Regions from separate parts of the Homo sapiens genome. Here region 1 is linked to region 2. Evidence: chromatin loops called from intact Hi-C (ENCODE). Cell type or tissue: PC-9. All regions are shown on one strand.

Region 1 (4,000 bases), 60 kb after region 2:
GGCTGAGCTGGGGAGACGGGGTCCTGCTCCCTGCTGCAGGCCCCCCGCAGGCTCAGAGTAGCCCACAGGGTTGGCCATGCCCCCAGGGAAAGGCTAGGCCCAAAGCTGTGGCCTCACCCTCTGGGCAGTCTCTGTGTGGGAGTGGGGAGGGATGGGGGGTGCAGTTCTGGGGCAGAGGGTGGGTACTCTGGGTTTGTCCAACCCGGTACTTACACCTGTCCCCTCCCTCTCCCAACCCCCTTACCTCATCCTCATCCCTATCTCCCTCCTCCTCCTACACTCTCTTATCCTCCCCCTCTTCTTTCCATCACGTCCCCTCTCTCCCCATGGCCTCCTCACCCCCCGACTCCCACCCGCGTCCTTGTCTCTGGCCACAGAACTCCATCCGGCACAACCTGTCGCTGCACACCCGTTTCATCCGCGTGCAGAACGAGGGCACCGGCAAGAGTTCGTGGTGGATGCTGAACCCCGAGGGCGGAAAGACAGGGAAGACCCCGCGGCGCAGGGCCGTGTCCATGGACAACGGGGCCAAGTTCCTGCGCATCAAGGGCAAGGCGAGCAAGAAGAAGCAGCTGCAGGCGCCCGAGCGAAGCCCGGACGACAGCTCCCCGAGTGCGCCCGCCCCGGGGCCGGTGCCTGCCGCAGCCAAGTGGGCCGCCAGCCCCGCCTCGCACGCCAGCGACGACTACGAGGCTTGGGCCGACTTCCGCGGCGGCGGGAGACCCCTGCTCGGGGAGGCGGCCGAGCTGGAGGACGACGAGGCCCTGGAGGCCCTGGCGCCATCATCGCCGCTCATGTACCCAAGCCCCGCCAGCGCGCTGTCGCCGGCGCTGGGCTCGCGCTGTCCGGGTGAGCTGCCCCGCCTGGCCGAGCTGGGAGGCCCGCTGGGCCTGCACGGCGGCGGCGGCGCGGGGCTGCCCGAGGGCCTGCTGGACGGCGCGCAGGACGCGTACGGGCCGCGGGCCCGCGCCCAGGCCCGGCCCGGTGCTGGGTGCGCCGGGGGAGCTGGCGCTGGCGGGCGCAGCCGCCGCCTACCCCGGCAAAGGGGCGGCCCCGTACGCGCCGCCCGCGCCCTCGCGCAGTGCCTTAGCCCACCCCATCAGCCTTATGACGCTGCCCGGCGAGGCGGGCGCCGCGGGCCTGGCACCGCCGGGCCACGCCGCCGCCTTCGGGGGCCCGCCCGGCGGCCTCCTGCTGGACGCTCTGCCGGGGCCCTACGCTGCCGCCGCCGCCGGGCCGCTGGGCGCCGCGCCCGACCGCTTCCCGGCCGACCTGGACCTCGACATGTTCAGCGGGAGCCTCGAGTGCGACGTGGAGTCCATCATCCTCAACGACTTCATGGACAGCGACGAAATGGACTTCAACTTCGATTCGGCCCTGCCTCCGCCGCCGCCGGGCCTGGCCGGGGCCCCGCCCCCCAACCAGAGCTGGGTGCCGGGCTGAGGGCCGCCTCCCGCCTCCGGGCGCCCCGTCCCGTCCCCAGGGGGCCTCTGTCTTCCCATCCTGATTCCCGGGTCCCTGCCCCCGACTCTAGCTCCCCAGGAGGCGGCCCCAGCCCAGCTAGGGACCCCTCTCGGAGGCCGGCCGCCGGGGAAGGGGAGGGAGGGGCCGGGGCACCCCACTGCTCCTGCCCACACTCCTGAGATCCACCCCCTTCTCCTGGGCAGGAAGCCTGGGAGAGGAGGCTGAATTCCAGGCTGGCTGGGAGTAGGGAGGAGCGGGGTGGGCCGCCTGGTGTGGACGGTGGTCGGGGAAGCCAACTAGGAGATGGGCCAGGGAGCGTTTACAAATCTTCAGTTTCATTTGCGGAGGCCTAGCCGTGACCCCGCGCCCACCCCAAACACGGATCTGATTCCCACTTGACACACTTTCCCACTGGTCTTAGTCTCACCCACCCGAAGCCAGCAACCCTCTGCGGAAAACTCACACCTACCTATATCCATCCACCCTGAGCAGCCCTCCACCCCCAAATCGCCCTCCGACGACCGCCACCCCCACAGTTCAGTCTCCCCCTCCCATCCCTGCCGGCCCTCGCTTCTCCCCTCCCCCGTCGGAGTCAGTCCCTCTCTTCAACCGCCCCCACCCCCTAGTACTGGTCTCAGCTTCTGCAGCGGGCCTCAGCCCCGTCCACCCCCAACCCCGACGCCCCTTTCTCCGCGCCAGTTCTGGCCCTTCTCCCATATTTATAAGTGTCCGGCCGGGACGGGCGGTGGGCGCGGCGTCCCCGGCGCGTATCGTAGGCAGTGTACCGTGGCCGTGCCGTCAGAGTGTGCGTGTGCGTGTGTGCCGTGTCGAGGCTGTGTAGAGTGCATTGTACAGCATATTTTCATGAATAAAATTGTTTTAAATATTTCCCGCGCCTTGGGCTAGAGGAAGGGGAGTGGTGGCGGAGGATAATTGACAGGGAACTTGGGGCAGGGGGAGGGTTCATGTGCCTGAGTCACTATTGTGGCTTTTTGTCTGGGTACTCGTCAGCCTTTGCTAAACTAATGCTCCTCTGCCCGGCACATATTGGTTAAGCGCCTACTGAGTCCCCCGTGCTGAAGATGTGCTTCGTCGAGCTCTGCACCTGTTTCTGTGAACATGTGCATGCACGAAGTTTTGGCCCAGGAAAATGCGTCCTAAATAAGCCTCAGAGATTGGGAGAGGATGCACAAATATTTACTGAGAACCTTTAGTGCCAGGCTCTGTGTTGGGCACGATTTTTGTTCCCATTGTACAGATGAGAAAACAAGGTCAGAGAGAGAAAATGACTTGGGAAGGAGGGTAGAGATGGTGAAAAGAGATCCCTTTGAGGTGCACAGACTGCTGTTGGAATCCATTTTCTACAGTTTGCCAGCTGTGTGACCTCGGGCAAATTTTCAGCCTCTGAAGCCTTGTCTTCCTGGACTACACCATGGAATAGTAGCATCCATCTCATGAACTTCTGTCAGGCATGAGGAAAGGTATGGAAAGTGTTCAGCGCAGGTCCTGCACTCGTTCATTCCAGGAAGATTCGGTGAGCACCTGTTAAGTTCTTATACCAAGCATTGGGGCTGCCCTAGAGCCACACGGACACAGTCTCTACTCTTAAGGAACTTAGAGGCTCCTGGGGAGAACAGGCCAGCAAATAGGCGATTATAGATCAAAGCTGTGCTGATCGGAGGAGGAGCTGGGGGCTGTCGTGGGAATGAATGATGGGGCAGCACTCATCTTGGACTTGAGTCAGGGAAGGTGCCTGGACTGGTGCTGCCTCAGCTAAGCTTGGTAGGAGGAACTGGCATTGGGAAGGGGATTTAGATGAAATGGCATGTTCAAAGGCCCAGAGTCAAGAGGTGTGTGGATTCCAGAACCAAAAGCAGTTGAGTGTGGCTAAAGTTCAGAGAGGGACAGATTACTGATGGCAGGGAGGCTAATGGGCCAGAGGGTTCAACAGTGGAAGAGGGACAGTGTGGCCCAGCCAGAGGTGCTGATGTGGCTCAAACCAAGTTATGGGGGAGGACAGTGGGGCTGCAAGGGAAAGGATGAATTCACATCTACTTTGGATATGGAGTCATTGGGGACTTGGTTGTGGATTGGACCTGGGGGATGAAGGACAGGGAAGCATCAATTGATGCTTGGTTTTTGTTTGGGTATCTGGGGAGACAGGGCCATTCCTTGAGATGGGGCACACCAAAGCAGGAGGAGCCCTAGGGAAATTGATGTGCTCATTTGAGCTATAGTTCATGAGAATCTTTGGGATTTGGAGCAGAGGGAGGGATGTTCAGGAGCATACACACTGCGTGAAATGACATTCTCTGGCACTGGGCAACATAGTGGCCCTGAGGTGTCCACTTGCATAGTGGGGTCAGAGCCCAGAAGGTGTCTGGGCTGGAAAGGGAGGTCAAGAATCAGGAACACAGAAGGTGTCACTGAGGGGTTGGAAATGGCTTGGGAGGGGGAGGATTGCAGAGTTGGAAGAGCAGGAAGTCCAAGTCTGCTTTGATGAACATCTTGGCACAGGAGGGACCCACTGGCTGAG
Region 2 (4,000 bases):
GTATCTCTCTCTTACACTGGAGGACAGTGAAGCTCAGAGACACGAAATTGCCTGCTTAAGACTACACAGCTAGGAAGGAGTGAATTGGTTTCAATTTAGCAAATGTTTGTTAAGTGACACCTGCACACCAGGCCCTGCCGAAGAAGTTGCAGGTCCAGACCCTGTCCTCAAGCAGCACAGCATGCCCGCAGCTGTCCCTGATTCCGATGACGCTGCCCCTTCCACTGCTCTGCTCTGCCTTTGCCAGGGGTGTCTGTGGTCAGCAGCCCAGGGTGGGGGGAAAGCATCAGAGCAGGTGACCAGGGAGTGGGGTCTGGCTCTGGCGCCTCAGTCACCAGTCCTGGTCTTTGGGGAAAGTACAGTTTGAGAAATATAAGACCGGAGGGTCCTTTCAAGCTCAGTTTAGTGCTCTCCTCCCGCCCCATCCCCATGGTGCAGAAGAAGAAATTGAGGCCCAGAAAAAAGACTAGATGGGCCCAGGGTCACCCAGGAAATTAGAATAGGAGCCAGGATTTCGACCTGGTTCTCCTGACTCCTGGGTCAAACTTGACCATGGCTGTACCCAGGGGCCGGTGCTACCAGGCATGGTCAGGAAAGGCTTCCAGGGGAGCCTTGCATTTCTTCTAGAAAGATAAGTTAAAGAAAGACCAGTCAGAAAGGAAACTCCCAATGCCTGGGAAGGTTTCACAGCCTGAAGAAAGCTCCACAAGCCCATGCTCATTCCTAAACCCACCCCAACCCAGCCTCAGAGAAGGGTGTGGGAGGAGGCCTGACTGGTGAGGCCCGAGGTTGCTTGCTGCTGGGGCTGTGTCTCAGAGATGTCAAGGTGGGGAGAAGGCAGGAGCTGTGCCTTGATTGGTCTCTAAAATCCCCTGCAGGACTGGATGCTCGAAAGTGATGCTTGAGCAAGACAGGAGAACAGAAGGGCCTCCCTGATATAGAAGCAGCCGCAACATGTGTCTGGACATGCACAGAAGCAGGTGCTTCTGTGTGTAGCCTGGGAACTGACTGTCCCCGGGTGGCAGGAAGACTTTTTTAGTAGCCCCATGAATGAGGAACTGACGGTCTGCACAGGTGAAGGTTTGTGAGCAAGAGCTGGGTCAGAGAGGAGGCACCTGTTCTTCCAGAGGGGCCTGGGTCTGGGTGTGATGGGGTAATGCAGTGTGTGTGGTGCGCCGCTGCTGGGTGACTACCCAAGGCTTAACTGTGGCTGGGTGTTGTGGGTGTCTGTGTGTCAACGTGTGGTCAGGTATAGCCATATCTGGCCAGGCTGGTATGGACACCTGTTCCTGTCTTCGTGTCCCATGGGTGTAGCTGTGTGTACCAACCCAAGTGTGAGTCTGAATGGAGCTGGACTTTTTTTTTTTTTTTTTGAGATGGAGTTTCTCTCTTGTTGTCCAGGCTGGAGTGCAATGGTGTGATCTTGGCTCACTGCAACCTCCGCCTCCCGGGTTCAAGCGATTCTCCTGCCTCAGCCTCCTAAGTAGCTGGGATTACAGGCATGTGCCACCACGCCCAGCTAATTTTGTATTTTTAGTAGAGATGGGGTTTCTCCATGTTGGTCAGGCTGGTCTTGAACTCCCGACCTCAGGTGATCCGCCCACTTCCCAAAGTGCTGGGGTTACAGGTGTGAGCTACCACGCCTGGCTGGACTTTTAGTGACTGTAGCTCCAGACATAGCCATAGCCCCCAACAGCTCTGTGTGCTGGAGCTGTACCTTTGTGTGGGTGTGTTGGAGACGGCCTCTGGGGTAGCCTTGGCCCTGTGACCTGGGCTGTTGGAGCTCTGTAGCAGGTGGCCCCCATCACAAGGGGGCACTGTGCATCTTCCTAAACCATCACCGCCGCTGGTGGCCAGTGTGTGGGCAAGGAAGGCTGGGAACTGGCACAAAGATGCCCTCAGCCAGGCCCAGCGCTTCTGCCCCTATTTCTCTGGGCAGTCCTGGCTCTCCTCAGAGTTTTTGCCCTGGGGGAAGGGAAAGGATGTCATTAAAAATCCTACCTAGTAAGTCTCATGGGAGGGGTCCATAGCGATGTCTCTCCCAACTGCCTCATTTGACAAGTGGAGAAACTAAGGTTCAGTTGGGAAATAACCTCTCTCAGACCCAAGCCCGGGATCACTTCCCAACCCTGAGATAAAGCCACATGTGCAACATGTTCCAACATGTGCAACAGCTTCCAACACAGGCCGTAAGTGCCCATTGCAAGACGGGTACTGACAGTGCATGTTGGAGCTGCTCTGGCCTGGGTTTCTGGTTCTGACTCCATCACTTACCTGGCGTGTGACTCTGAGTCTCTGATGCCTTTCTCTGGGCTTCTTTTTCCCATCAGTAAACTGAGAGGATTGATGCCTTTGCTCTTCAAGCCCCTCTTTTCCAGCATGGGCCTTCTAGTTCCTACAGGTTAGAGGTCAGTGTGACCTGGGAGCAGTGATGGTTCTGTGCACCTGGTGGGTAATTATCCTTGTTAAAGACGGCTGGGCATTAAGCATAGCCCAGAGAACTTAGGGTCACACATGACTTAGTGGCTGAGTCAGGATGAGAAGAAAGTCAGGCCTCCTGGTCCCTCACCAGCGCCCGCTGCCCTACCCCAGCACCCCCTGCCCTACCCCAGCAGCTATCCTGACCCTCTCTCTGGGCATAGGTATCAGTGCTTCATTGATACAACCCTGTGTTCCTCCTTGAAGTTGTCTTGCCATTTCCCAAGTCATCTGCCTCCCATATCCATGCCGGGCAGGTCCTGTGCTGGAGACTGTCCTCTCCACTCCCTTATTGAGTCCTAGGAGAAGCCCCATTTTACAGATGGGGAAACCAAGGCTTGATGGAGTTAAGAAATAATAGAAGCTATTATTTTTAAACCTTCTCTGTCTCAATGCCAGACTCTGTGCTGGACACTCACTAAAGTGGGCAGAGAGTGACTAGTCCAACCTCCCAAATTTTCCCCCAAATGGTGCCGAGACCTGCCCGGGATCTGCCAGCCTGATTTAGACAGCAATTTGCATACAATTTACCCAGAAAGCTGCACTGTGAAAAAATATAATTACTTTTTTAATATTCTCGCTCTGATGTGAATGCTTACTGCCCGGTAATGAATTACTTGCTTAATGAAGATAAACCTGAATTGGAGATGCACTTCGGACGGCTGCTGCGGCGTCCGGTTTGATGCCATCATTTGCAGCTGTTAATTTCTGAAATTGATGCCCTTGTTGGTGGGATCATAAATTGAGGGGGAAATCTATGAGCTCCAGCACTTCCAGTTTTTTACTCTGTGGCATTGGTGGAGCTACTTAGCCTCTCTGTGCCTCAGTTTCCTCATCTATAACAAGGGTATTGGGGTAAGTTAGAACTATATAAATGTGGGTCCATCTCACAGTAAAGTGATCTTTACTGGAGAATGATTGAGCATCTACAATGTGTCAGGTGAGAGACAGAGGGGAAGTGATTTATTCAAAGACACTCATGGACTCAGAGGCTTCTGAACTAGAATGAGTAGCCACAGCTTTGTGTCCAGGTGCTACACTTGGATCTCTTCTCCTAAATGGCCTTGAAGATGCCTCCTGACTGCTGGTGATGGGAAAGAGAGCCAGGCTGAAGTCAGACACTGGTAGGAGAAAAAAAAAAACAAAAAAAACTGTGGAGGTGTGGCCACTGGAAACTCTACCCGTTCCTTTACCTGATGCTAACCATGTCTGGGGACTGATCACAGAAGAGCACAGGGCTGGGGGCCAGCACAACAAGCCAACGATTCAGCAAATATGTAGTTACTGCCATCTATGGCCATATGTTTTAGGCTCCTAGCACACAGCCATGAGTAAGACCAGCAAGGTCCCTGCCTACATGGACCTGAAATTCTAAAAGGTGTGGTGAACACATAGCGATAATAGATGAGTTAACTAAGAATAAAGATAAAGTCAGATAATGATAAGTGAAATAAAATTTTTTAAATAGATAATATGAAACAGATCAATTGAGGGGGTAATTTTGACTTGGCCTAAAAGACTT

The links. Peaks named below come from ENCODE experiments on the same cell type or tissue, not always from the same donor. Only the 100,000 strongest peaks of a DNase experiment are listed, where the experiment ranks them.
Region 1: it touches region 2 in a loop (6-fold over the local background); 2 of 110 quality-filtered maps call a loop at or near these places.

What each region holds. Positions count from the first base shown.
Region 1 is chr1:41,381,239-41,385,238 of GRCh38, forward strand. It overlaps FOXO6 (forkhead box O6), which reads left to right. Exons shown (of 3, transcript NM_001291281.3): 2 at 378-970; 3 at 972-2,352. The coding sequence ends at 1,443. Among named protein-coding and RNA genes, the nearest start is that of FOXO6-AS1, 7.6 kb to the left of the region's middle. RefSeq lists a silencer at 999-1,048. In PC-9, no CTCF peak of the experiment used is centred here; DNase peaks (open chromatin) are centred at 1,363 and 2,443; H3K4me3 peaks cover 2,652 bases; H3K27ac peaks cover 1,505 bases.
Region 2 is chr1:41,321,255-41,325,254 of GRCh38, forward strand. LOC124904159 (a long non-coding RNA gene) reads left to right here and starts at 1,596. Exons shown (of 2, transcript XR_007066027.1): 1 at 1,596-4,000. RefSeq lists an enhancer at 927-1,186. In PC-9, CTCF peaks have their summits at 1,788 (motif pointing right) and 1,989; a DNase peak (open chromatin) is centred at 1,827.